Linked DNA regions of Mus musculus: region 2 is linked to region 1. The links are chromatin loops, found by intact Hi-C in ENCODE. Cell type or tissue: gastrocnemius. All regions are shown on one strand. Links, peaks and the distances in the headings refer to the core of each region. The heading gives the core; the rest is flanking DNA.

Region 1 (15,064 bases), core at 4,828-12,827:
ATTTATGTAGCTCAGGCTGCCACTGAACTCTCTGCATCTTGCCCTAGTCTCATGAGTTCTGGGATTACAGATATGTGTAGTTGTACCCATCTTTAAATTCTTTGTTATCATGTTGTCCTAATAGTGAGTCACACAGGATATTAAAGCTGACTCTTGAGTATCTACCAGCATCCTTCTGGTTACCTTCCAAACCATCTCTTATGTGATAACTAAAATAAGTTTCAAAACTGTGAATATTATGTTCTTTGTTCCTTGACTTTTTATTTCACCCTCACACTGTATCACTATCCCAGTCCTCTGGCCATGACTTCCCTCTATCATGCTTTTTCATACTGCAGGACCTTTGCCCATGTGGTAAACACTACCTGGAAAGCCCTTCCTTGCTTATCCCCATGGCTGCCTTTCTGTCCTTCAGTTCTCAAGTTAAGTGTCATTTATTCAGAAGAGTAGTGGCTGCTTTAATACTGATTATCTATGATTTCATCACATGGCAGACACAGAACTGTAAGCCAAAGTAAACCCTCTTATCCTTAAGATGCTTGGTCACTGCAGTGGTTTAATAAGAATGGCCCTATATGCTCATGTATCTGAATGCTTTGTCACCAGGAAATGGCACTATTTGAAAGGATTAGAAGGATTAGGAGGTATGGATTTGTTGGGGGATGTATGTCGCTGGGGGTGGGTTCTGAGGTTTCAAAAGCCCATGCCAAGCCCAGAGTCTCTCTCTGTGCCTATGGATCAGGAGGTAGCTCTCAGCTACAGCTTCAGCAACTGCCTAAATGCTACCATGCTTCCCCCCCACCCATGATAAAAATGGACTAAACCTCTCAAACTATAAGCAAGCCCCCAGTGAAATGCTTTCTTTTGTAAAACTTGCCTTGGTTGTGGGGTCTCTTCACAGCAACACAAACAGAGATGAGAAAAGTAACTAAGTTAGAACATTTTTATCATGAAGTGGGGCTGTTGCTGGGAATATGTGGTTCTTTGAAGCTATCTGTAGAGGAATGTGTAAGAATGGGATAGAAAAGTCTCCCAATATTATCAGCGGAGATTTGCCATTGTGGTAGGACTTTGGACTATAAGTCTATTTGGAGAAATGCAGAAACTGGAGGCCCAGTTCATGAAGTTCCAGAGGGGTACAAAGACTCTATCCAGAACTGAGCTACAGGCTATTCTTGCTAACAATGCAATGGTATTCATTACCATCTGTCCAGGACAGCTATGAGGATGTATGTATGTGTGGAAATGAACAAAAGTAGGACAACCTTTGTTTCACACCCTAACACCTACCATGGGAGAGACATTCAGTGGCACAGCAGATCAAATGACCTTGCCAGTAGACATCAGCCTCTGACAATAGCTAATATGGTGCTGGAACAAAAAGGCACATTGCATGAAGCAGTCATGGGTACAGAGGTGGGGGGGGGGGACCTGCAGGGTTGGCATCCTGAATTGTAATGATCAGGGCCTAAGGAGTTGCTACCATTCCTGAATGGACCATCTGTGAAGAGTGATGCCAAGCTCCCCACATGAGCCCACTGCTTAAGAAGAACAACCAATCGTTGATGATTGGTTCATTCTTTATCCCAAAGAGACAGCAGGAACAGACCCAGATTCCTGCCTTAAGTTGTTCTTGCTACATGTAAGAACTTAGCCCATATTATTTTGCAAGTCGGTTATGGAGTATTTGTTCTGCTCACACACCATCACATCAAACCATGAGCTTGACTTTACACAGTAAATAAAATCAAGAGATGGGTCCACTGGCTGTATCACATGTATGATACCCACGACCGAATGTTCTCTGTAGTGCTTCTTAGAGGAAATAGTCTATGAGGACCAGGTACTATTCTTCAGTTTATTTGTGGGTCAAAAGCTTTTAAAGGTGTTACATACACAGTAGGAAGACTGAGTGTGTCCTGAGACGAGGTCTAGACTTTGAACCCTGACACATTGCAGGTAAAGGAGCTGGAATTTGCTTCACCTTCCTCTTTTAAGATTCCCTCTCGATAAAAAGCCTACCAGAACCTACCAGAGGAGGTCCATGGAGTTCTATAAAGTGAGATACAGAGAAGATGCCCCCAACCCTGGTTTTCCTCCAAGGAAGGACATGCAGCTGTTTGGAGAAAGCAGTTAGCAGTCAGTCCCCAGATGTGTACCCTGTAAGGTCAGTCCCAAGTACTGGGGTGTGCTCTTATCAGGGCAGCCCACCTCTGGTGCTGAGTGCGGGCTGAGAATAGCTGGAGTAATGGGGTAGGAGAGACCTAGATGTTCCTGACCAATCTGGTCCAACCCTGCTGGCTAGAAGGTCTTTGCCCCAGCTCGGTCTACCAGGACTAACTGGGGCTTAGTCTTAGAACCTTTCTCTTCTTGCTAGGTCTTTCATCTCTTCTTTTCACTTGTGTTACTCATAAATAAATGTCTTACTTACCAAGTCATCTTAGCATCTGCTTCCTGGAGAACAAACTTGCATCAGGCTTTGTGCTTTGAAGCAAGAAAAACCTTAGTACTATGTATTTTGGCAGCTTCCTTTCCAATTTTTCAAGTACTGGTAAATAAGTAACACAGTTCTTTCAACTTTTTTTTTATTTATTTAAATTAACAAAACACAGGCTACATGCCATTTTCAGGTAAACTGCCTGGAAACAGGAAGTAACATTTACAACCTGGCTTGCTAGATACTTGGAGCTTTAGTTTTTAACTGGCAAGCCCAAATTCTGTAGAAAGAGCAACATTTGGTGTAATGTCCAAATATTTGAAGGATTTTAAACGTTAGCTTGGTTACATTTTGTTTCAGCAAAGCAGAGAAAGATCATAATTCAAAGCATAATATTAATATTTTATTGAATGTCTTTGGGGCTCAATAAATACATAATGCACAGTGATTGAGCTTTCTTCAGCAACTACTTACATCCAGATATACCCATTAGCTCCTTTTGGCTTGGGAAAGATTGACTTTGTAGTCATTGGCCAAAGGGATATCCAAGTTTAAAAAACATAAAAGGATGAAAGAGGGATACAATAAACTAAGAAGGATCAACGCAAGCCTGAGTAAAAGGGCAGGAAACAAATTTGCCACTATGCTGGATGGCTAGCTGGTTCAAAGTAATGATGGTCCAAAGCCTGGTAAGTCAAAGTGATGATGGTACAAAGCCTGGGAGGTCAAAGTCATAATGGTCCAAAGGCTGGGAAGTCAAGGTGATGATGGCCCAAAGGCTGGGAAGTCAAGGTGATGATGGCCCAAAGGCTGGGAAGTCAAGGTGATGATGGCCCAAAGGCTGGGAAGTCAAGGTGATGATGGCCCAAAGCCTGGTAAGTCAAAGGATGATGGCCCAAAGCCTGGTAAGTCAAGGTGATGATGGCCCAAAGGCTGGGAAGTCAAAGTGATGATGGTCCAGAGCCTGGGAAGTTTTCAGAATTCTATAATTTGATGAAGGGTGTGACTTTGAAGTGCTGGTGACCTTGGATGACTTTGTTCTTTGGCTTGCTGAGGTGGGGTCCATGAGGCAGACTTCAGATTTGTATCTGGTTAATCTGAGCAAGGTTGGCCTTACGTTTCCCAGTGTCCAGGAACCTGATCTTCTTGGGATGCTTTTGAGAAGCCAAGGAACAATACTAATGACTGTGTTGGGATAACAGGTGTAAATGAGGGCTGCTGCCTCCTCTGCATATGAAACCTGGGGCTGGCTCTACTTTCAGGTGAGCATTGGATTGTCCTTCAGGTTATAGCCTACTAAGTCTTTCATAGTGGGAAGTAAAAGCCAGAGACAGGCTCAGGGGCATATTCCATACCACATTGTGGTTCTTTTCCTGGATCTTTCTTCTCTCTCCATGCAATCTCACTCAGGATGCTAACACATTTGTGATGACACAGAAGAAGCCTGCTGCTTTGAGTGAAATGGGCCTGGGAGCTGGAAATCTCCTTTTTACCAGCTCTGGAGGGGCCTATGATGGAACATCCAACTCTTCAAAACATGTTCTCAAACCACCAATCTAGACCATTCTCTCTCTGACACAACTGGTTCTTTAAACATTCCCACAAGATTTGTTTTGGAATAGGCTACATTCTGCTCCTCTGGGTTTTCCTGGCTCCTTCTATTCCAACAGGACACCCAGAGGCACCTGGAAGCATGTGTAACTGATCAGGCACAGTTTGTGTGCCTCAATTCTCTATTCATGGATGAAGCTTCCTGGACACTTTTATCTAAGACACCAAAAAGCTCCATTCGCAGTGAATGGAAGGGATCTTGCCCATCTGAAGACTTCAACAATTCTTTGTCCTGAGTGGCACTTGTGGCCATAGAAACCCAGGGAAATCTCCCCACCATCCATCACCTTTGCAGGTGTTATGACCTAGAGATGTGCACAGCTGGAAGTAGGAAACACACAAGCCTTTTGTCCTTCGCTGGGGTAGTCATGGTAGGAGAAATGGCTGATAGCTTGTCCATCCATGCACATAGGTAAATGATGGGGACTGGGTGAGCCTCATGGAGAAGCAGCTTGACTGACAGGGAAAGCTGCATCCAGTACTAAGAGACTGAGGGAGGAGAGGAAGCAAGGCGGTCTCTAGAACCTGGCTTTACCAAGAATGTTCACACTCTCAACCAAAAGAGAGGTTTTACAGAAACACAACCTAGAACCTACCGTGAGTCAGTGACATGAAAGTGGCCCATGCAGCACTGCTTTCCATGGTGGCTGGGTCTAAGAAGGCCAGCCCAATAGGCCCAGCAGATCCAATATAATCCTCACAGTACACTGCAACAGCAGTTCACACATTTGGGCAAGAGTAAGAGGCATCACAGGCCAGCCACAATGTGTGGATGTGTGTGTGTGTGTGTGTGTGTGTGTGTGTGTGTGTGAGAGAGAGAGAGAGAGAGAGAGAGAGAGAGAAAGAGAGAAAGAGTATGTTTGTGTGTATGTGTGTGGTGTGTGTGTATGGTATGGTGTGTGTGTGCATGGTGTGTGTGTGAGGGGGGTTGTGTGTATGGCATATGTGTGCAGTGTGTGTGTGTCTGTGTGTGATGTGATGTATGGTATATGTTGGGTGGTGTATGGTATGTGTGAATGTGGCGTGTGTGTGTGTCTCTGTGTGTGTGTGTGTGTGAGAGAGAGAGAGTATGTTTGTGTGTATGTGTGGTGTGTGTGTGTGTATGGTATGGTATGTGTGTGCATGGTGTGTGTGTGTGAGGGGTGTGTGTGTATGGCATATGTGTGCAGTGTGTGTGTCTCTGTGTGTGATGTGATGTATGGTATATGTTGTGTGGTGTATGGTATGTGTGAATGTGGCATGTGTGTGTGTGTGTGTGTGTGTGTCTGTGGTGTATCCTTGGGAGGATGACAAAACAAGAATGAAGATCCACGTCAGCATTGTGCTTGCAGGTCTCCTGTCTGCCACCTCACTGTAGCTAAAGACAGGATCAAAACTATGTCTGAATAGTGGGAAGTCCCAGGAGACAGAACTGGGTGAGGACTACATGAGGCCAATGCTCTTCTTTTTCAAGAGGCACCTGTTGGTGATTGGGAAACTCCCAGTGCTGAGCCCCACTCCAGGTGGATTAACTCAGAGCCTTACAGGGTTTTGTTTACTTCCATCTTTTTTCTGTAAGAGAAGCTTTGACCTTGCAATCCAGGCTGGTTTCAAACATGAGGCCACGCTCCTGCCTCAGCCTCCCAAGTGCTGGGGTTACAGTTGTGAGCTACCATGCCTAGCTACATCAGTGTGTTCTAAAGGACCTACTGGATGATTCTCACATGTAGTCAGCTCTCAGAGGATAGCTCAGGTCTTGGTTATGGTGATGAGTGGGCCATCATCCCTCTACCCAAATGAATCAGAGTTTGTTTTAGGGAGCAGTTCTGAACCCCACTTCATGCCCAAGCTCCACTGCTCACTCTGAAAGGCGATTCTCCTTTCAGTTGCTTCGTGGGGCATGAGGCCTCCGAGCAAGGTGAGAGAACTCTTGAGGAGGGGTTTGACCTGAAGAGCTGGGACCCCCAAACATGATCCACATGTCTACAGGGGTGGACCAAATGCCCCATTGACCAGGAAAGATGAGGCAGAAGAGATGACCCAACCAGATGTCTGAGCATCATCTGGTTCTGTCTTAGTCAAAATGATTCACCTTCTCCTGAAACCCAACCTCACGTTTACAGGAACTACTTGAGCCTTCCCAACAGCTCATCTCTTGCATCATTTCCTGTGTTTCTATTATTTAATAGAAGCTATATTTTTATATATACAGCTACTAATATTTTCACCTATGATACTGTAACCTTCATAAATGCAACTAAATAGTCACTAATTAAGATAACAGGAGCACCACACTCTTGCAACTAGAAAGACTTTTGCATCACTGTGTGTTAGAAGAAAGCAGTCTAAAAGCACCTTGAGGTTCAGCTTGCAGTTAGATATCTAGAAGAATGCACAGTTCATCATGTGGGTGATGTGTAAGATAACACCAAAGGGCTCCTGCACGTGTATGAAATTGCCGAGTGCCCAAGAAAGGACCTGAGATGCCGATGTTACCCACGCATTTAGTCTGAGTCATTTGTAAAGATTGGCGCCACTCTCTCGTTTGCTTCAAATGACAGTTCTTACGGAAAGCTATAGTTGAACTGCCTAGATCTCCTTTTTCAAATGTAATTTTAAAGCCGTTCACTTAGATACCCAAAAGGACTGCTTGTTTTTCCATTTTCCTCTCTAGCAATTCTTTTAAGCCCTCATCTCTGTGCTTGAAGTATAAGTAATCAGAAAACGAGGGGCCCTGTCCGCCGCTTTGCAACAGCCGGCTGCTCAAGCGCTCCTCTCTGATGGCACAGTCTATGTCTTTGCCCTCGCAGTCTATGTCACTGCCCTCGTGGTCCTCGCTCCTGTCCTCCTGCTGCTCTTCCGGAGCATCCTGATCCCTGCATCCTTCTCCAGGGTCCTGCAGGGTCTGCTCCTGCTTGGTGGACAGATCCTCAGGCGCGCAGAGCTGCTGGCTCTCCGGGGCCAGACTGGGGCTATAGGGCTCCACTTCGTAGCAGTTGTCCTCTTCCCCGGCCTCCTCCTCCTCCTCCTGGCAGAGGCAGTCCTGCGTGCTGTCCACGTCGGACTGGAACATTGGCCCGTTCGCACTGCGCTTCTGGGAGAGGTCAAATGGTTCCTCCTGCTCTAGATTCCTCAGGACACCAGCGGACTGCACCAGGACGAGTCGTCCCCTACCCAGACCTGCAGGACCAGAGCAGAATTTATGTGTCTGAAAAAAAAGTCATGCCCCAGGCCCTTTAGGCATTCTGATTGGTCATTTTAAAAATGAGGGTGGGCTGGGGTGATGTGTGGGAGGGGGGAAGAGCTCCCACTAAGGACTCGGCCATGGGAAGCTTGTTATTCATAGAACTCGTTAAGGCAGACCTGGCACGGTGTGTCCTAACTTAGCATGTCTCTCCTGAGAATTTAAAATATGAAAAAGTAAGGAGAGCTGCGGGAACACAGAGTACGTGTGAAATATTTTTTATTATTCTAAAAATGAAAAATAGTATCTAAAGTGTGGTTTAAACACATACATGGAACTACACAATGAACAAAATGTGTACTACCTGAGAATACATACACGTATTCTCTGTGAATTCTAAGTTAAAATCTCTCTCTTTCTCTCTCTCTCTCTCTTTCCCTCTCCCTCCCTCCCCTACTTCCTTATGTCATTTCTTCCCTTTTATATTTCCTTATCAAAACTGTCCAGAAGGATGTAGGCTCAGAATTCAAAATTGATGAACTCTGAATTGACTACTGCACTTTCTCCTCACTCCTCAAGTATTTCTCATTTTTCTTTTCACAGAGAACATTTAGTCCTCAATAAATATTGAGGTCTCAAGACCTCAGATGGATAAAGCCGCAGCAAAGACAATTCAGAGAAAAACTAAGCCACAAAACTCCGCAGCCTGTGGTCCCTATGCACAGAGTAGAGGTTCTCCGAGGCGCTCACAGAATCCCTGACCCTGATCCTGACCTGACATCCCTGCAATGGGCTGGGTGATCTGGGGCAGGGACTCCCTTTTGCTTGGGTCCAGAAACATGGGCTTAGGGATTAGCCCTGGGCACAGACCGCTGCTCATTTCATCTTGAGTTCAAGGCCTCTCTGCCTGTGGTGACCCAAACCAGACTGTCAGACCCAGCAGGGACATGGAGGGTTTGAGAAACAGGAAGGGAGGAGTCCAGGACACAGCAGGTGGCAGGCTGTGGTGGGAGAGAAGAAAGGAAGGGTTGGGGCTCTGAGGGACAAAGATGCCTGCTGTCCAGAGCTTTAATCTTGTCCAGGGCCAAAAGGAATCTTTTTCATCTTTCTAATGATTTTTTGGGGGGTGTTTATTTGTTTTATTTTGTTTTGTTTTGTAGGGCTAGCTGATGAGGTGACTAAGTAGCCTGCGGCACTCAGGGGACCTGGGACATAAAGTCTTCACTGACACGGGCCTGTAGCTAAGGAGATTAAATAAGCAAGAGGTTTTCATTAGTTCAGTCGAGACACAAACCCCTGCTCACATGGGAGCTGGGGCAACAGGGAAGCCACGCTTGTGTGAACAGAAACCTTGCCCACTGCAAATACATCTCTGCCAGTGCATGGGGTGCAGATCCATCACTTGATTTTGAAAATGGAAGAAAACCCCCACCTCCACTAGCTATGTGAGAAGTGTATGTAATAATATAATAATGACTATCTACAATAAAGTCGTCATACAGTAAGGATATAACAAAGACTGAGTTGAAAAGGCCTGGGTTCGAATTCTAAATCTACTTTTTTTTTTCCTTTCTCTTTTTCATTGAGCAACTTTGGAAGTCTCAGATTTCCAACCTGCAAGATAGAAACAATAGATGTTCTCTAGCTGGGAGTGACTGGGGATGTAAAGAGATAAAGCACACAGTGTACTGCCCAAGACGAAGACGTCATGGCCTGTACCGCTGGCATCATAATTGTGTTCCAGAGTTGCTCAGTGGCTCGAGTTTACTCTTGCCTGCTCTGCTGTGGTCACTAAAATACACCCCCTTCGATGGGCAAGAATAACCCCACCCCACCCTGAGAAGTGCCCCCATAAAAGCACGCTGCTCTTCCATGTGCTGTCCCCTGGGTATGGCAGGCAGGGCTTCCCACCACACTGGAGGTAGTACCTTGAGAGTGCAGGCCTCGCTCCATCACTCCGTGCTTGACCTTCATGTGGCGGGTCAGGTTCCCCTTCAGCGTGAACTTACTGGGGCAGTAGAGACACTTGAAGGGCTTGCTGTCCGAGTGCAGGTGCAGGTGCCCCATCAGGTTGTGCATTCTGTTGAATTCCTTCCCACACAGCTGTTGGAGACAGAGACCAGGGCACGGTGATTGCCAGGGAGAACCGGTGTTCTAGTGGTGGTGAGGGGGCTGAAGAGCCCTGGCCACACCTGCTTGGTGCTATTACTACTTCTAAAGACAATGTCCCCCTGACAGGTGTGTATGGGGGGGGGGGCCGCAGGTGCTACCTGGGTGTCAGAAGTGGGGCAGGGGGGGGGAGGGTGTATTGTGAGACACAGGTGTCCAGGATCTCTAATCTCAATGCCCAGATTGCAAAGCTTGAAATGAAAGCTTTTTTTTTTTTTTTGTGGCAGGGTCTTATAGAGTCCAGGCTGACCTCAAACTTACTATGTAGCTAGTTAAAAGAGGCAGAAATATAAGAAAGGGGCCATCTTTTCTCTGGGTAGAGATCTAAAGATATGAGACTATTGACATATGTAGATATAAAGATATAGATATGGATAAACATGTAGATTTAGATATAGATAAAAGCAGACTTTTAGAGATGTATGCATCTGTGCGTATGTCTGAGTTTATGGATGTGTAACCTGTGTGGGCCCATGTGCATGCAGACGACCAAGCAGTTGTGGGCCACCCAGTGTGGGTGCATACATGACAGATCTCAGGAGGGGATCTGCTACTCCTCCACAGAAGAAAAGTACACAGTGGTGACTCTGGGGTCCATTTTGTCCCAGTGCCCCAGGAGAGCAGCATTTGGGAGCTTCAGCTTTTTCCTTGGTCCTGCAGTGAGGGAGACAAAGACGGATTCTGCGTCTGTGCTTAGAGCAGCGTGTTAAGAGCATTCTTCTCTGCCCTCAGTCCCTGGGGGGACTGGTGGGTGCAATGTGTGGTGAGGGAAACCACAGGGAGGATGTGAGGTAAGGCATCTCCTGGGGCTTATATCAGCTTTCCCTTCTCACTGACAGAGGTCTCCCAAGCTAATGTTGAAGATTCTAGATTGAATTTCTATTACCAAAGACACTGTTCTCTTTAGGGAAGGGCAATGGAGCTAACTTTGGATGAACGGGCAAGAGCTGACAAGATTGACCTTGGGAGGCACGGCACAAGACTATTGGGTGTCTGAGGAGCCAGCCTGGGGCTGCACAGCAGACCCAAAACAATCCATGCGCAGACTCTGAGTAGTTGGCTCTGTACCTGCATGAGGATTTGGAGTACATTTCTCCCCTCTGATTCCTTGCCAGCAAGAATGAATTTTCGATGCTAGGCAGAGTTCTTAGGTCAGAGTAAGTACACACCATACACATTAGAAGACAGTGACCCAAAGCCAGGGGATGCAGCACAAAGGTAAAGTGTTTGCATAGACCGTGCACACACCGGGTTTGAACTCCACCACGGAGGAACAACAAAAGAGGACAGCTTAAGAGGAAGAAAGGATGGGAAAGCTGACCCAATTCCAACCTCCACAAGCAAAGCCATATGTAGCCTGGACACTTCCTTTATTCCCACTAGGCAGAACTCATGAAGGCACTAATCTGAGCTCAGTTTTGCCCATGTCTAAAGTTGTTTTCTTTTTAAAGTTATGATAGCTTAGCTTTCCTGCTCCTTTATTAGAGCTGAGGAAAAAACTTCAAATCTAAACATCCACATTAGGCATTGCGAGACCAAGAACGTTTTAAAGAAAGGAACTACAGCTCATGTGTTTTGTGGGGTGACCCCTGGGTATGTATCTAGAGGCACGTTGCTGTTGCAATTGCTGAGACCAGTGCTGAATCAACACTGGTCATGTAATCTCTGTGGGCTGGGCCTGCCTTTGGGTTGCACCTTGCCTTGGGTTTGCCTGACACATGGTAGGTCCTCTGTTAGTAGGTGGGACACATTGCAGTAGAAGAACTTAAAGAGGAAAAGGCCCCAAGTGGAAGAGCAGAAGGTATGTAGGGGGAGAGAAGCTGAGGACTGAAAGATGACTTTAGTCATCAAGCAATGCAGCCATAGAGAGGGTCAAATGCTCCCCTCTAATGCAATCACAGATGGGTCAGATGCTCCCCCGCAAAGCAGAACTCTATCACTGAAAGCAAAGGAAACAGACCACTGTGCTGGCTTCCATGGTGGGAGACATTCCTCTTCTAGTTATTCTCGTGATGCTCAGGTATCAGACTCAGGATTGGCCTGAAGAATGCTTCACTAGAGAGATAGATCTGGGGCAAGAGCTTAGTTGGTAAAGTGCTTGCCATGCAAGCATGAGGACCCCCAGCACCTGCATAGATCTCTGAGTGTGATGACACACTGCTTCTGCAACCCTCTTGCTGAGGTGGTAGAGATGGGCAGGTCCCTGGGAGCTTACTAGACAGACAGCCTTACTAGACATGGCACTTAGGTGAGGGGGGCAGAGAAGCTGATGACTTCTAAAGAATGACTTCTGAAGTTGACCTTAGGCCTCCATGTGAACGTGCACCAAACACACACACACACACACACACACACACACACACACACACAACTGGCAGATAGTTCATCCCTTTCTTGAAGAATGTGCGGTATGCCCTTTATGTTTGATTTGGCATAAGTATGAATTGTCTTCATTAATATTTATAGACACATGAATCTGCCTTACACTACACGAACTGCTGCCATTGGGAAAAGGGTCAACTGCTTAGAGCTGTCATACCCACCACACCTGGGACTTGGGGACTTGGGACTGCAATTCATCCACCCCAAGGTTCCACCCGTCAACCTTCAACCTTCAAACTTCCCTCACCGCAGACCTGCCCTCAGAGTTCTGTGCTTGTCTGATGGTCCCCTCTGAGTATCTTGCAGGTTCCTCTTCAGCCTCAGACAAGTGTGCTGTCTAGTTTTATGTCCACTTGTCACCAGCTAGAGTTATATGAAGGGAGGGACCTCAATTAAGAAAATGCCTCCGTAAGATCCAGCATTTTCTTAGTTACAGCGATTGATGTGATGTGCTGTCCCTGGGCTGATGGCCCTGGATTCTCTAATAAAGCAAGCCATGGGGGGCAAGTCAGTAAGCAACACGTTTCCACGTCCTCTGCATTAGCTCCTGCCTCCGGGTTCCTGCCCTTCCCTCATGATGGACTGTAAGCTGAAAAATCAACCCTTTCTTCCCCAAGTGGCTTTAATTATGGTGTTTTATCACCGTTAGTAACCATAACTAGGACAGACAAATTACCTTTTGATCCTTTCTGAGAGCCCAGTGAATGCATGTTCACTGCTACCAATTTTCTGGCTCAATTCACTCAACATGAAACTTTTGGGACATTTTAGTGGCCTATGGGAACGTTATGACTTTTAAATTATATTGTCAGACCTATGAGTTCAAGGCAAGCATGGTCTACTTAATGAACTCCAGGACAGCCAGGACCTCATAAAGGAACGCTGTCTTGAAAAACCAAAATGACCAAAAAAAAAATTATTATATTGTGCTCCACAGTAATCCCAGTGGCCTGAAGGAAAGTCCACTGTGAGTTCATGATGGGTCAGCTCTGATTCCAGTTTCTGTGCTGTTGGCAAGTTTAATTTTTTTTTTATAGTAGAGTGGTAGCCTGTTGGTTGTAACAAGGGAGAGATACCACAATGGTGAGTGGAGGCACATCAACTTTAATAGGTGTTGGAAGGCCCAAACGGGGCCCAGGCAGTTTTTAATGCCAGGGTCGTCTCTATTTTCTCTGTAACCAACCTCAGTATCAGGGACCCGGCTACTTAAGAGGAGTTGTTAAGCCTGAGGCTGGGAGAATATGTAACAAGTCAGGAAAATAGCATCACCTTATACAACAATCTTAAAATATAGCCATTACTTATTCTCCTCCTGCACGCACACCAGTTTGTAAAAGAAAACCCTCACTGGCAGAAGGGTGGAGTCAGCCCATGAAGGACCTGAAACACCCGGGCCTCATTCACATCTCAGCAATAGCTACTCAGTGTCTTCCCCCCACCTCTGACCTCTCGCTCTCATTCAGAACACTCACGTCTTTCTAGTTCCCAGAAGAGTGTCCTCGCATGGCAATGCCCAAGTAGAGAGAGGTTTTGTTTTGATGTCTGTGAAACACAGAGCCGTCCCACTCAGACAATAAAGGGGGGTCAGAAAAACTGAGGCTGGACTGGGATCTGCTATCTACAGAGTCCTGGAATGTCAGCTCTAAGCAGAGTTCCTGCAGAACTCTGGGAACAGGAGCAAGAGTGCAGAGGGACCACCGGCCAAACTCATTTCTTCTCTGGGAAAAACAAAATCAGTAGCTGAAGGAAGGCTTCCTGAATTGAAAACATAAACGCATTCCTAAGCCAGGTCTGGATGAAGGATCGCCTTCCTAACAAGATCTGCATCAAAGTAAGAGAGATACTGGTAGGGGGCTGAGGATACAGCCTCTATCTTTCCAGATGTGAGCCATCGCACCCCAGTGAGGGTGCTGTGCTTTTCAAACATCAAAGGAACAGAAAGGAGTCTTCTGGCTGAACCCCTGCCCGATGACCTGGGGCTGAAGAGAAGCCCAACTCTGGGATTCATGGGAGATTCACTACAGATCACAGGCTTTTGGAAAGCCCAGCATCTGTCTCTCTGATGTCCCGGATGACCTTGAAACAGCTGGAATGCGTTCTCTTTGCTTCAGCCTCCTTGCACTGGCCTCCTGGTGCCCTTCCCCACCTCCTCTCCGAGATACAGGGCCTGGAGTTGCTCCCTTCCCGGGAGCCCCCGAGGCAGCAGCTGCCACAGAGAGGTCAGTGGTGGGCAGAGACAGAGCAATCACAACGGCCACTTGGCTAAGTCCAGAGGCTTAGAAGGTCAAGCAGCACTAGACCAGGCTACTCCCTGAGGTGAGCTTCAGAGCCAAGATGCACCAGGAAGCTATGCTTTCCTACCCAGAGAGGAGAGGTCAAAGAGCTTCAGCCAGCCCCAGAGAATGGCCGCCCTTCCCTCACATTCCTCTCCCTCTCTCCTCTTTAATAAGAAGGGTGTTCCTTTCCTCAAAGGGAGAGGAAGGGAGGGAGGGAGGGAGGGAGAGAGAGTGTAAACTGTCCAAAAGGACCGTGAGAAAACAGGAAGCTTTGAAAAGTACAAGAGAAAGCAAGATGAAATCTATTTGCAGGCGGGCCCCTGGGGACATGTGAGGCATTGTTAAGCAGGCAGTTCATACAGCAATATCCTTCCTTCTGCCTAGGAGGAGGGCTTTGCTGCCAAAAGGCTGCTATCTGGTCACTGCCTTAACCCCCTCCACACCAACCTGAAAACCCTCACCATGGGCACTGGCACTGAGTCCCTATAAACTACCCGGTCTGATCTCCCTCCTTTCAGTATACCAAACAGCCCACAATCCATTTGGTGCAGGAAGTAGAACCCCCTTTTCCAGGCAACTAACTTTATCTGTCTGCCCCACTCATGGACCTGCGCTCAGCCCTCTGCTGTAGAAAAGGCAGTAGAAGACCTGGTGACTCATAACTTAGGCAGCTCTGGGCTTCACCCATCTCAAAAGGGAATTTGTCCCGGAAATTCTGGATGGAAGCTCTTCCTGGTTTTCCTGGTCTTTTGGAAGGTTTTCCAAAGACGGCAGCTGGATCTTGGCTATTATGGAGTGCCGCCACTATAGAGATAGTATCCAAATCAAGAGCTGCGTGCTTATGCCAAATCTGGGAAGCATATCTGTGAAACATAACTTAAGCCTACAGGCTGGCTCTCTAGACAAACTCCAGCTGGCTGCCAGGAACAAGGAGTCTAGAAGTCGAGCCAATAGCAAGAGTCCAGAAGGGCAGTCATATATATATATGCACACACATATATATATACGCCCTTCTTCTGTCTCTGT
Region 2 (15,064 bases), core at 2,482-10,481, 47 kb before region 1:
AACAAAAAGTTAATTTCCTTTCTTATTCCTCTGACCTTGCCTCCCACCCAAGGTTAATGCCGCTGTGTGCCACTTAAACTATTCCAGATTCAGCAACAGTCAAGTCGCATTTAATTTAAAAAAAATGTAGATTACTATGGCCATATTGTTCTACAAATGGCTTTATTGCATGGCCATTGTTCTTTCTGTACCAGTAATTAAGAAACTACTTCACACTTTTTAATGAAATCATTATAGCTTTGGACGTACTTTCTTGATCAGTCACGATCCTGTTGGTAAACCCAGAGAACATTACTTTCCAATATACACAGTGTCTGGGTAACAGAATTTGGTATTGTAGGTTATTGTCTGAGTCCTTTAAAAAGAATGATGAACACTAGGTGTGTAGAAAAAGAGGCCCAAAGCCCAGGAGTCTGTTGGCTTCTCAGCCTGGTGTCTACCCTGGTGATCCAGTGGGAGTTGTGGTCCCCTGAGGAAAGAAAGGACATTGAGAGGGGAAGAATCTTGCTGTGGAGAAAATAATGGAAGGAAAAGAGGCAGGAAAGTGACAACCCACAGAGGAAGAGGCAAGAATGAGGGAGTGGGACATTTAATAGGAGGCACCTCTCTCCCATTGGAGGACGCGACAGGGGCCTGGGGCACTCAGAGTTCTCGGAGCCCTTTTTTCCCCTCAAGAGTAATTTGTTGCCAGAATAAAACTTAGAGGCCAAGCCAGAAAGTTTCTAAGTAGGAAGGACATTGCAAATGGTGACTACATCCTGGTAATGGACTCAGAAGTGACAAGACTCAGATCAGAATAAACAGGTGCCTTGCAAAGGAGCAGGCTGGGCTGGCTTTCCACAGTCAGACTTTGAGGCCCCAAGTGCATTCTACTTCCAAATCTTAGGCAGCCGTCTTCAGCTGGGAGAACCTAATTTGCATCTAGGATCCCATATGAAAAGAATCTGAAAATAATTGCTTTCAATTTTTTAGTAAAGGAGAGACTGGAATTAGTACTTAGGGCAAATTCATCATTCCTGTATGCCGTGCAGAGCCCGGGGGAAATAGGCTGATAATGAGGTGTAGTTTCAATCCAAGTACTGAAACCGAGCAGGAAAATACTAGCCATTTGCCACTACTTGTGGGCTTTGGTGGTGGTAGTTTGGTTTGGTGTTGTTATTTTTTTTTTATTGTTTTGTGTTTCGTTTGTTTGGGTTTTGTTTTGCAGTTTTGTTTGTTTTGTTGTTGTTGTTGTTTATCCATTCCAGCTCTTTTCCTAGGTGAATAATTCTCATTACCAAAATATCCCAGTTCTCGGCAGGCCACATGATGTCTGGCTGGCACTAGGGCAGCTGACAAACATCCCTGACCCGCTACCAACATGAAACCAGAGTCAGCCAGTGCCCTCCTCACGGGAAGACGCCCATTCTGCCAGGTTAATCAGAAGACCCCGACTTTGGTGACAAAGGTTGACGCCAATAAAATTAAAATATGTGATCTCTTCCTAGCACTTAGCTTTTAATCTTTTAATTGAATGAACAAAGTGGAGCCATTCTTTTGTGTTTAAGACCTAGTATTTCAAACAGATCTGCCTGTGAAATATGAGAGCCGGAAGACATTGCCTAACGCTGTCAGATTAAAGCAGGGCCCGGATGGAAGTCAACGTATACTTCAAAGTCTGTTCCTAGCTTCAGTCGCTCCGTTGTTAATCGAGGGTAAAAGATGTCAGGCACAAAGCAGTGACAGAGTCTCAACACCAGCCTCCATGATTGCTCACACGTGAATACATGCATTGAGAACTAAGGTCAGTCCACAGGTTCAAACATCAGTTAATAAGGAAAAGACAGATACTCTGTAGAGGTGAGACTTCGAAGTTCTTGAACGTGTTTAATTTAAACACTATAAAATGTTTCCATTGCAAATGTCCAATTATCTTTTTAACATTTATTTTTATTTATATGTTTTCAAGTGTGCCTGTGTGTATATGTACATGTGCCTGTGTGTACATGCACATGTATCTGTGTGTATATGCAAGTGTCTGTGTGTATATGCGCACATGCCTGTATATATATGCACACATGCCAGTGTATATATGCACAAGTACCTGTATGTATATGCACATGTGCTTGTGTGTATATGCACATGTGCCTGTGTGTATATGCACATGTGCCAGTGGGTATATGCACATGTGTGTGTAGTTGTCTGAGGATGCCAGACAGGGTGTTAGATTCCTTGAAGGTGGAGTTACAGGCGGTTGTGACTGATCAGATGGGAGTGCTGAGAGTTCAATTCAAGCCCCGTAGAAGAGTAGCAAGCACTATTAACCACTGAACCATCTCTCCAACCCTTCAATTATTTTATTTTATTTTTTAAGACAGGGTCTTACTATAAAGTCCTGGCTACCTTCGAACTCCCTATATTGATTAGGCCAGCCTTGAACTCACAAAATGAGCCTCTGCCTCCCAAGATCTAGGATTAAAGGTGTGCAACACCAAGTCCAACCACCTCAATTACTTTCAATAAATATCAGGGTTATGCAACAGGCAGTACAGCCTGCTTTTAGAACTTTTCCTTACCTCTGAAAATTACCTCCCCACCTCGATAGTAAATTTCCACTTGACCCTTAGCTCCAGGCAATCTCTAATCTAGTTAGTATATGTGTCCATACATTAAATGGAGTAGAATGTGCAGCGGCCTCCTCTGTGACCTGGCTGCTTTCAGTTAGCATCACGAGTGGCTGTTAGGAATACCACAGTGAGCACTGCATACATGTCCTTTCTTGTATAGCAGCTTAACGTTACTGCTCTGAGCACTTGCTTCGGAGGGCCTGGGGTGTGTTGTTCTGATTTTAAATGATCAAGCTGTTTCCCAAGGGCCTGACCATTTCCACCAACAAGGTCTGAAAGTGGTCATTTTTCCAAGTCTGGTTCAACACTTGTCACCGCCTTTCTTTTTGGATTTAGCCATGTTAGTGGGAATGAAAAACACAAGCAGTGAGGCTGGAGAGATGGCTCGGTGGTTAGGAGCACCTGCTGCTCTCAAAGAGGACCAGGTTCAGTTCCCAGCACCCACATGGTACTTCACAACTATCCGTAATTCCAGTTCCAGGGCATCAGACGCCCTCTTCTGGCCTCCACAGGTACCAGGCTTGCACGTGATGCACAAATCTACAAACAGGCAAGACACTCATGCACTCCAAAAATTAAGTAAATGTTTTTTAAAGAGAAAGCCATGCCTTTAACTTGCATGTTCCCAATGTATTTGTTCTTATGATTATCTGAAATTCCTGTATCTTATTTAGTGAAATATTTTATTTATTTATTTATTTTTTTATTTTGGTTTTTCGAGACAGGGTTTCTCTGTATAGCCCTGGCTGTCCTGGAGCTCACTTTGTAGACCAGGCTGGCCTCGAACTCAGAAATCTGCCTACCTCTGCCTCCCCAGTGCTGGGATTAAAGGCGTGCTGTTGACCACTTTTTGATTAGATTATCTTTCTTGTTGTTGAGCTAAGAGTTCTTCATATGGTATAGAAACTAGCAGCTTAGCAGATATAAACTTTTCTACCAGTGGATAAATAAATGTTCCTTTTTCTTAGGAGGATCTCTTAAAATTCAAAAGCCTTTTAAAATGATTACTATCTTATGGATTGTACTCTCGATGTGGTCAGTTCCCCTCTGGCTCTCCCATGAGTTGTGGCCTGAAAGCGCTCATTCTCCTGTCTTCTTTGCTTTGTCACCAAAGCTGCTCCAAAGGATTTTGCCCAAGGAAAATAGTGCCAAGCGGTTCAGACGGTCGCCGTAAAAGAATTCACTTTGGAAAGAGGATCGGGGCAGCTAAAACACAGCACAGAATTTATTATGAGAGGAAAATTACACCACACAGAAACTTGAATGGATCACAACAAGATGAGAGTGTAGGAAAGAAGGGCGTGGCTAACATCCAGCGTCATTGGCTTCGGAAAGAAGGGCGTGGCTAACATCCAGAGTCATTGCTTCTTTCTGGGGATGATGAAAAACACCAGAAGCCTTCTGAAAGGTCTTGAGTGCAAGATGGCTGACGGGAATGCAATCTCCTCACCTTGCCTCCCTCGTGCCTGCTCCCTCGCCCCCACCGTGGTGTGGTGTGAGAAAGGTACATAACTGTGATACTTCTCGGTATTACATGCAGAAAATAGTGACGAGAGGAAACACCTCGGGGTGAATAACGGTAAAGAATGAGGTTTATTTGGCCACACATGGTACTGCAAGTAGAGGGTGTGGAGGTGACATTGAGTGGTGGTTTCTCTTTCCAGTGCCCCCAGACGGCACAGCTCTATAGGCTATGTTTTTTCTTCTGCTTATGAAGTCGCCAGGATTCTATCTCCACTGGACGAACGCGCTCAATCACAGTCTTTTCCCAGAATCCTTATTTCAAAACATCCCAGTCAGGTTTAACCCTTCTCAACAGGGATTGGAGTTTCACACACCATTGTTGGTTAACACTGAAACCATACCTGTGGTATTCAAACGAGAAATATCCCCCATATGCTCATGTATCCAGACACTTTGTTCTTAGTTGCAGGCACTAGTTGGAACGGTTGTGGAGCCTTTAGAAGATGGAGCCTTGATGGAGTAAGATTATCATTGTTAGCCTGGCCCCACTTCCTGTTCTCTCTCATCCTGTGTGTGGATGGAGGTGTGGTCAGCCAGCTTTCTGCCCCTGGGGCCATGTTTTCTCTGACTGCTGCTCTGCCTTCTCTGCCGTTACAGGCTCTCTCTCCCTCTGGTACTATAAGCCAAAATGAAAACTTAGAAGATGAGAATGCTGACAGAAACGTGGACAGTCTGTGGGTTTCAGAGGGGAAAGTTGTGTGTCAACTTCACACACAAACTAGCTCTATCTGAAAGGAGGGAACCTCATTTGATATAATGCTTCCTCCATAAGATCCTGTTGTAAGGCATTTTCTCAATTCGTGATTGATGGGGGAGGGCTCAGCCCATTGTGGGTGGTGCTGTCCCTTGTCTGGCAGTCCTGGGTTCTATAAGAAAGTAGGTTGAACGAGCCAGGGGAAGCAAGCCAGTAAGCAGCATTCCTCCATGGCCTCTGCATCAGCTTCTGCCTCCAGGATCCTTGTCCTGACTTCCTTCAATGATGAACAGTGCTGTGAAAGTGTTAACCTTTTCCTCCTCAACTTTGCTATTTGGTCATATCATTTCATTACAACAATAGAAACCCTAACTAAGACACCCTTTCTCAGAAACTGAGCTACAGGACACTTTGTGATAATTTGACGACGACAACAACAACAACAACAACAACAACATGGCTGTATTTTATCATCTCTGGAGAATTTGTGTGAGGCTGAATTTAAAAGCATTGGACTAATTCCTTTGTTGGAGAAAAAATTTCAATATGGTATAACATTGAGTCTGTGGGGCGGTGCTTACTGATAACTCTTACTACAGTTTATATGAAAAAGGCAACAATCAGGCAGGGAAAGTGTGCCATTTGGAACAGTAAGGAGCAAAGGAAGCTTGGGTTTGCAGGTATCCCAAGAGCCAGACATCATCAATATAGGCCTTGAACTTGTGACCAGAGAGCCCACAGCGTTTTCTGATCTTAGAAAACAGCAGCAGCCTGGGGATGTTCAGCTTCAGCTTGGTACTGCCACTGCTCTGGCTGTGATCTGGGAGACAGGGTTCATCCCAACCTGGCAACCAAACGTCACGGAGCCATTCCTACCGGTCCTCGTTCTGGAGGCATGAAAGATGCAGGGTTGAGGAGGCCAAGGGCTCTTCCTCCACTGCGTCAGAGAACCACTGAAACCAGGCAACATGCAACAGGGTTGGAGACCCTGCTCGGAGGCCTCAAAAGGCCACAGAATGAAGCTGTGAGGGTGAAGCCTGGATTGCGCGGGCAGGGAGTTCAAGACGTTAGAGATGGCAGAGCCAAGTCAAGGGGAGATGCACAGAGCCCACGAGAGATGCGAGCATTGTAGGCAGCCAGGCTACAATGTAGCGGGGTAATCTAAGACCTGGGACGGGACACTGAGCTCCAGATACTGGAGGTGGAGCTACAAATGAGGTACAACCAATCTAAGCTTATTCCCGACTAGTTTTCAAATAAGTGAGACTCAGACTACAGTTATTTAGTTGGCTTTGATAATTACTGGGGGTTAACCCCTAATCTACCTGCCTAACTGCTGGCCTGGCTATCTCCCTAATGATGTGCCCCAAATACCTGCTATTTCTCCTGGCTATGCGCTCATGGTCCATTTCCCCACATGGTGGCTTCCTCCTCTCCTCTTATTCCTCCGCCTTCCATCAAGGTCTCTTCTCCCAACCAGGTAACTTAAAACCCACCTCCTCTAATCCCTAATTGGATGTAGCCAATTTTATTTAAAGTAAGGAACAAGGTTTGCACAACAAAAGCTTGTGAATGTCACTTAGGGCCCATGTACAGAATTTAGCATTATAATGTATAGAAACAGACCAAACCTCAACGTACATAATATACATAATTTAGAAATTGCCCTGCTGGGCTTCCAGCTTAAACCAATATCTCTTTACTATGCCCTCATGACTCCTTTTCTTTTTAAAATGTGAATGAACAGTCCTTGCCATTGTATGTTGAAGACCACACACACACACACACACACACACACTTTTGAACAGTCGAAGCTTATGGGCTCTTTGGGTTCAGACTAAATGTACTTTACATCAAAAAATCTCAGTGAGCCAACAGAGGCCAAGGGCAGGATGTGGTTTGAATGAGAAATGTCCCCTCTAGGCTTGTGTGCTTGAACATGTTATACCAGGTTGGTAGAGCTGTTTGGAAAAGCTGTGGAGACTTTGGGCAGTAGAGCTTGTTGGGGAAAGCCTGTCACTAGGGTCAACTTTGAGACTTTGACAGCTTGGTCCCACTTCCTGCTAGTTCCTTTTCTCTGTTTCCTATGGGTGGATAAAAATGTGATCAACCAACCAGTCCTGTCACCCAACTTTCCCAGTCTGTTGCTATTTCTCTCCCACCATGAGACCCTATTGATCCCTCCAGAACCACAAACCAAAGCGAACCCTTTCTTCCCTACGCGGGCTTTGGTCATAATATGTTATCAGAGCAGAATGTGTAACCTTGGAGTATTTTCTGATTCTATCCCCAGCTAGCTGAATTCTCCCAGGACACCTGAGCTCCGACTCTTGCTCCTTCCCCTTTAGGTGAAGCAGTAGTTCCACTCTACGGTCGGCCAGACAGGGAACAGGAGCAGAGCTCTGCTTCCCAATGTACCGCTACACATCAAGAACCCAGACTTACCACACAGATTCAGAAAAATTGTGTGCCAGAGTGCCCGCAGGTGCAGTTACCATGTGTTGGCATCTGCTTTCAGAAGCCTGGAGAAGAAATCAATGACCCAGTGAAAAAAATTAATTTGCTACTGCCTACCAGCTTGGAGGACCCTGGGCACCATGTGATGTAGGGAGTGGCGGCTAGGGGGCTCTCTGGGGCGGGGTGGTGGTGATGGAGAGTGTTTTTGTTCCTATCTTAAATTTAGTTAATCGAGAGATGAATGATACTGGGAAGCAAAGTAGAAGCGTTTAGTTTAACCTTGGGGATTATGGCTGGAGAGATGGCTTAGTGACTAAGAGCACTGACTACTCTTCCAAAGGTCCTGAGTTCAAATCTAGAAACCACATGGTGGCTCACAACCATCCGTAATGAGATCTGATGCCCTCTTATGGGGTGTCTAAAGACAGCTACAGTGTACTTACATATAATAAATAAATAAAAATTTTAAATTTGGGGATTATAATTAAAAAAGAAAACCAGGAAGATTTTTATTAGTCAAATAAAGGCATTGGCAGGACCACCTGAGACTCTTCCTTGTTTATAATTCCAGCACAAGGGGGTGGGGTGGTTCATTGTACAACTCTGCTGACTGGGAGAGCTTCTGAAAAAGAAGGGAGGGTGGCTGATGAGCCCTTTCAAAGTTGCCCAAGTCACACTTAGGAGAGAAAGCATTTTGAGCAACTTAAGATGACAAGCGTAAAAAAACCCCACCTGAAGACACTACCAGTACTTAAGAACTCATATTACAATGTTGCTGTTATTGTTTGGATTTTTTTTTTTTTGAGACAAAGTTTCTCTTTGTTATCCTAGTTCTGGAACTTGCTGTGTGAACCCGGCTGGTGTCGACTTTCAGAGATCTACCTGCTTCTGCCTCCCTAGTACTGGGACTAAAGGTATGTGTGCCATCATACCCAGATCACATTATAAAAAATATTAAAGACGAGATTAATTATGAAGGGAGATTCTGTTTTCACAGTATCCCAGTTTTTTAAAAAAGAAAGGAACAAAAAGCCTTAGAAACCCAACAATAAAAGCTGGGAGAGGTGGATAACTTTGGGTGGCAACATTAGATGCAGTGGTGGAGTATCGAAAGGCTTTGCAATCTGTAAGTAGTTTATGAGAATCAGGAAGTTGGCTGAAAGGCAGGCCACTTTACCTGGGCTGACATCTGAGCTTGGAGCAATACTGTGGCCCATACCTGTTAGGATTAAATAAATGCCATTCAAAGAGTATTTCTAGAGACTAGAAGCTTCCTTTTAGACTCTCTAGGCCTGCAAATCTCATTGTTAGCCCCCACCATGGCTTAGAGCCAGCAGGCAGATTTATTTGTGGCATACATAATGTCTGTCAATGAGTTTAAAAGATGCAGGCTTCAATCCTTGCATGTGATCGTGTATTAAAAAGCAGCTATTAAAAATCCCAGGTGTCCATTCCTGTGCTGGGTCTTCTCTTTCCGTCTCTTCCACTCACAGTGCTCATTCTAGAAGATAGGCCTGTGTAGATGACAATAGACGACATCAACACATCCACGGGCCTCTCATTTCCTGTGGACCCCGATACCCCCACACTTTAGTGAGAGGTATGACCAAAGAACCCTAATTAAATTCATCAGCCTTCAGTGAGGACTGAAGTCTTGTTTGGTGTGTTTGCATATGTATTTGTGTGTGTCTGTCTGTGAGTGTGTGTGTGTGTGTGTGTGTGTGTGTGTGTGTGTGTGTGTGTATGTGTGTGTGTGTGATGTGTCTGTATGTGTATTTTACATGCATGGCTCTTTACCTGCAGGTTATTTTCTATATGTGAAATAATGTGTTTTATTGTATATCCCAGTAAGAAACATATATACACACACACATATATATACACACACATACATATATATGCATATATATACATACACATATATATGTTATATATATATATTACAACTTCATATATATGGGTGTAAATATGTATGTGTGTGTGCATGCAAAGAGTCTGCATAACAGCAAGTTATAAAGTGTATATATAAGATGGAAACTACTTATGACAACCAGAACTGACATTTTGCAATACATCCTAAACTCTTCTTTGTGTGTGTGTGTGTGTGTGTGTGTGTGTGTAAACTACAGTAGCATCATGTACAGGTTTTGAAAATGTTTTACTTGTATGTGGAGGGGATTTTGGAGTAGAATTTTTATTTGGCTTTACCCAGCATAACTGCTCATTTGGTGTTTGTTTGTTTGTTTGTTTTAAGATTTATTTATTTTATTTATATGATTACACCACAGCTGTCTTCAGACACACCAGAAGAGGGCATTGGATCCCATTACAAATGGTTGTGAGCCACCATGTGGTTGCTGGGAATTGACATCAGGACCTCTGGAAGAGCAACCAGTGCTCTTAACTGCTGAGCCATCTTTCCAGCTCCTATTTGTTTGGGTTTTTTTGTTTTTGTTTTTGTTTTTGTTTTTGTTTTTGTTTTTTAAGATGGAGTCTCTTGTTACATTGCCAAAGCTAGTCTCAAACTCATGATCTTTCTATCTCAGCCTCCTGGATTCTGGGTTTATAAGTGTGAATCACCATGCCCAAGTCAAAGTAACATAACATGTCTTATTTCATAAGAATTTAAATTATTTTTGATATAAAAGGGTACTGGTCACAGGACGGACACACACACACACACATACACACACACACACACAGAGAGAGAGAGAGAGAGAGAGAGAGAGAGAGAGAATATCTTGCCCAATTAAAATGAGCAGAAAGGAATAGCACCCAAACACAACAGCTTTGCTGTCAGAATGGACTCTCACAAAATGGGAAGCAGAAAGGAAAGGAGGTATGGTCAGAAAAACAAAACAGAGGAAATGTACCCACAGAGAGGAATTCAACTCACTGAGGGGAAACTAAGACGAGATTCAGTATTACCAAGTTTTAAGAATTGAAACTTCCAGAGAGAAGTAGAGACAGAGTGGTTCACATCACGTGGGACTGTGAGGGCTTCTGCAGGACATGATAGGGTCTCCTGCGACTGGCAGTGGGATGACGCTGGAACTCATTGCTGGGTACTCAATCTTAACCGCAGCTGGGTACCGTCTACCCCTGGCTGGAAAGGAAACAGTGGGATGAACTGAAAGCAATTGCTAACAAGGAGCTATCAGGCAGACAAGAAAACATCCTGCGGGACAAAGCTGATGGCTTCCCTGATACATCGTTGCCGTTTAATAGTTGCAGATGGTGATTATGTTTACAGGGCGTGGCTAAGAAAGACCGAGGTGCTCATCAAAGCCTGCCCACAGGGAGTTTTTAGTGTTTGGATTTATGAGTATGACTTTTCAGGAGTTGTATCTTCACAATTAGTGCTTCTTTAGACTTCTTCCTCCAGACAACCAAAGCTAAAGGCACTCTTAGAACCCATAGGGTATTGGGATTGGAGCCCTCCCGGCATTGGCATGAGAAAAGAAGACGCTAGTGGTCTGCTTGGCTTTCACAGGACTAATTATGGGCTGCAACCCACTTAGGAAAGACAGAGAAATCTTCTTTAAGAGGAAGTGGGAAGAAAATTGAGGAACAAAACTGCATGAAAGAGGTAGAGGAGGGATGTTCATGTTGGCTAACATTGTGCTATTGGTTTCTGAGTGTGGTTTTTGAAAAAAAAGCAATAGACAGTGAGGGACTAGGAAGAGGTAAGGGGGAGGAAAGAGAGGATCCTTGCTATTTTACTCCCATTGCTGACACATCGGTGTTAGGCTTGGAGATGGCTCGGTCAGTAGAGTACTGCATGCATTCAGAGCTGAGTTCAGATCCCCACGACCCCTGTGAAAAGCTGGGTCTGGCAGTGTAAGCGGTAACCCCCAGGAGCTCGGGGACACGGAAGACCAGCAAACCTTGTTGGCCAGCCAGCCTAGCTGAATCAGCGAGCTCCGGGGTCCGTCACGGAACCTGTTTCAAAAAACAATCATGGAGAACAATCAAAGAAAGACATCTGATATTGACCTCCACCCTCTACACCCTGGCACGCAGTTATACACATATATCTGCAAGCACACATACTAACACTCATGTATAACAGACACACAGTTCAACATACATGCTCAAACCAAACCAAACCAAACCAAACCAGAACAAACTAGAACAAACACCAAACTGAACTAATGTTGCTGAAAAATTGGAAAATCACCTTTCTTGGAGTAGGTGACCTAAATTTAGGGATACCACTATCCAAGAACCTTCCAAATAACCAAGGAAAGACTGGAAGAATGATGAAGGGGGATTTCAGTGAAACCAGAGTACAGGAAAATGCCAGCTAGCTTTGCATAAAGCAGGAGGGCAGGTGAATTAGGCTAGTAAGCAAAGAACCAACTGCCTGTGCCCACCGAGATTATCCTCTGAGCCTTTTACTGACCCGGGCACAAAATTGCATTCTGTCCATGACCATGAGATTCTTGAAAGCCAAAATTTTGCTCCACTTCCTTTGGCCAACCTAGGAAGAGATGATTAACCATGCTCTATTGTGTTAGTTTTCATTTGCCGTTGGCTGACAGCCTTTCAGTGTGGCTCCAAACTTAGAATGGGTGTCGTAGAGAGTCCGTCTCATTTGTTCCCATGAGTGTACAGCTCAGCTTGTGGTAGCTTTGTGCCAGGAAGGAATCACTAATTCTATTTACCAGCATCAGCTGACCCTTCAGCTTTGAGCCAGCTTGAAAGTCCCCGCTGCTGATCAGCTCTGAGCTCACAGGTTCAGGCCTTAGGCTGCTCTTCTACTTCATTTCAGCGACGAGCAACCTGAGGATGGCGTGTTCAATGCTTAATTATTGAAACTTTGAACTGCCCCTTTGAGAAGTGGCCTCCTTTTCCCCATCCCAGACCTCTTTACCTTTCCAAAACTAAGTTTCTATTTCCTCCATTTAAGTATATGAACTAAGAAGCTAAAAGGCAGAATATCTGGGAGGATATATGCTACCTGTATTGTTTTGTCTGAGTTCTTTTATAATGCTTTAATTGCTAAAATATATTTGAACACCAGGCTAGAATTCGCTTTGGAAAGTCATGAGCTGGCGTTTCCCTCAGTTATCCTATAAATGAATGCTCACCAAGGAGCAGCAAACACCAGGAACTCAGAGCGAGCCTTCTTCAAATGAGCAGACGGAGGCCAGTGACCAGGGATGCAGACTGTATCATGCAGGGCAAAGATGAGCTGCTTCCACTTGCAGATAGATCCTCAGTGGCTTACGTGTACCCAGGCTCTAAGTGGTGAAGGTCAGATTCTCTACCGGGTCCAAAGCGTGCTCTCTCTTACTGGCTTTAGTTTTGTTTATTTATCACTGTTTTCAGTGTTTTGGGCAGGGATCCTCCTGGACTCCAGGCATCTTCCTCCACAGCCCCTTGAGTAGCTAGGACTTCTGGTACAGGCCACCAAAGGGCCTTTTAGGTGGATCTTAAATGATCTTTTTAAAAAAAAGACTTACTTGCCTTTCAGCCTGTGGAACACCAAGAGCCCTTGCTAGGGTTAGACCTGTTCTGGCAGTGAGGGGCAACGAGACAATGGAAAGACCCAGCTGTCTGGTTGCCAGGCCAACGGGAGGTGAGAAGTGAGGCAGCTGTGGCTATGGCCATCCTCCTTTGCCATCCTCAGTTCCTTCCTCCACATCCTGCCCAGCCCATCTTCTCTCTTGAAAGATGCCTTGGAATTCCCTTCCTTCATCTTGGTCTGCTGTCCCCAAGTCCTCTGGATTGTTCTGGATACTTTACCTGTCCTCCCATCTTCCTAACCAGGGGCTGTAGCTGACCTTAAGCTGTTCTCTCTTCCTCTCCTGGGTCCCAGGTCCTGTTCTTAGGTGCAGCCACTTTCATAAGATGCTTGACCTCCCAGGACCACTAGCGGTAAACATTCCATCATGAGTGTTTCCACTCCACATTGTAATTGCCTGACAAAGCTCCCCGCTCCCCTCCCCCCATACACACACGCACACACATGCACACACACACCTGCACCTCTCAAGGCAGCGACAGTCCTTTGCCTTCCAGTGTTGCACACACAGCACAGAAACCTCTGTGCATGGCACGCCCCAGGGTGGCACAGTGCCCCTGTGAGAGGGGCTCAGTCAATAGTTACTACGTGAATGGATGAGGGACGGCTTGAATCTGTTATTCACATTTAGCAATTACGTGCCGGTTGTTGGTGCTGTTTGTCTTATGTTTATTTTCCTTATTTATGACATGTGTCAGACTGGTTGGAATCTAGACAGAGTTGACATTCGCAGTGCTGTAGAGCAAATTACTGCAGGTCTAGCACTAACTAAAAATCATAGCAAGGGAGACGGCCCTGACTCATTTCTTGTTGTGGATTACTGACCGAGAATGCCAGTGGCAGATGCGATCCCAGTTGGCTGGGCAACCGCACGCTTTCAGAGACAGCTTACAAAATTGGCTTTGTACATCCCCAGGAGGCAAGCTGTGCTTTGGATGTCAAATAGTTCGACTAGTCGGCCTTCCTCCCCCAGACACTCATTCCCCACTGGAGAAATTCACAGCACGAGGAGAGCAATGCCTCGTGATTCGTATTTTCATGATCTTAGGGATTTTCCCAGAGGCGCATCTGTGCTCATCCTTTCAACAGCCTCGCAAACTTGGCCTTCACCTCAGCTTTCCAGCTAGACTTCAGAAATTGGTTTTGCTCTCTCTGGTTTGACTTAATCACGGTCTGTGAGCACCACAAATCAGCCCGTGTTCACAATATAAAAACCGTCCATTTTATAGTTCATTCCTCCAAGAGGCCGTTTCTATCCAGTTCCAACGAGGCTCACTCTCACTTGGAGAAGAAGGACAGAGTGAGGTTTTGAACCTGGTATATTTCAGTCTGGTACGGGCAGCCCCATTCACGCTCACTTCTCTAAGCCTCGGATTTTGTTTCTGAGCTGAGCTGTCTTGGTCTCAGTGGGGCTTGTTGTGAATTCTAGGCATGCCAGCCTTAAGGAAAGTTGGGTTTCTGTCTCCAGCTGGGGGTAGAAGAGAGAAGCGCCATCCCTTTGATAGTCGGTGAGGTTTCCAGTTCAACGCACATTTCTAGCTCACGCAATTTTGTTCTCATTGCCTCATAGGTCCAAATGTCCTTAAGTGTTAGATCCCCGCTTCTAGTTGCTGAGCTCCATGCCAGCTTAAGGCTTAATTTCTCCCCTGGCTGGTTTCAGTGCACCTGACCGAGGGTTTTATTTCCTGCTCAGTCATCCTTTAGTCAAAATAAAATTAAAAAAGAAAACTCCATGAAAACCGGAGGGACTCTCTTAGACACGTGCTAAGAAAATTTCCAAGAAGCGAATACTGCTCTGGGGTGGGAGTGGCAGAGACTACACCAAGTTAGTCTTGATTACCTATGGCACCTAGAGGGCAAGCCTAAGAAAGAGAAAATTACACCGGACTCTTTGTTTATGGTGGGAAGCTACGTGGCTGGCCACTAAGTATTTCGTTTTATTAATTTCAACCTCTGCTTTTCGTTTACAGAACCTCATTTTGGATTTGACAAAAGCTTAAGGCTGGGGGGGGCTAGCTTGCAATTAAATTATTTCCTTTTATAGTATAAATAGCCCAACTGGTAGCATGTTGGCTGATGGCCAACCTTACTTACGAAGATCCAGGCCAAGATTTGCACTTTCCTGGGTAAAGAATTTTTCCAGAACCGGGTTTGGGAGCCACTGCATGGCCTCTTCCCTTATAAAGGCTCGAGCTTTACAGGAAAGAAGGGGAAGGGGGAAGCTTGTCTGTCAGCAGGATCACAAAATGTTCC

The links. Hi-C counts contacts between places; a loop is a spot of excess contacts. Peaks named below come from ENCODE experiments on the same cell type or tissue, not always from the same donor. Only the 100,000 strongest peaks of a DNase experiment are listed, where the experiment ranks them.
Region 2: a loop joins it to region 1, with 1.8 times the contacts of the local background. A loop is called at or near these places in 5 of 42 quality-filtered maps.

The regions. Positions count from the first base shown.
Region 1 is chr13:99,238,164-99,253,227 of GRCm38, reverse strand. It overlaps Zfp366 (zinc finger protein 366), which reads right to left. Exons shown (of 5, transcript NM_001004149.1): 4 at 9,140-9,314; 5 at 6,196-7,207. The coding sequence ends at 6,657. Among named protein-coding and RNA genes, the nearest start is that of Zfp366, 61 kb to the right of the region's middle. In gastrocnemius, for the core only: no CTCF peak of the experiment used is centred there; a DNase peak (open chromatin) is centred at 8,189; H3K27ac peaks cover 4,165 bases.
Region 2 is chr13:99,283,229-99,298,292 of GRCm38, reverse strand. No RefSeq gene overlaps it. Among named protein-coding and RNA genes, the nearest start is that of Ptcd2, 54 kb to the left of the region's middle. In gastrocnemius, for the core only: no CTCF peak of the experiment used is centred there; no DNase peak of the experiment used is centred there.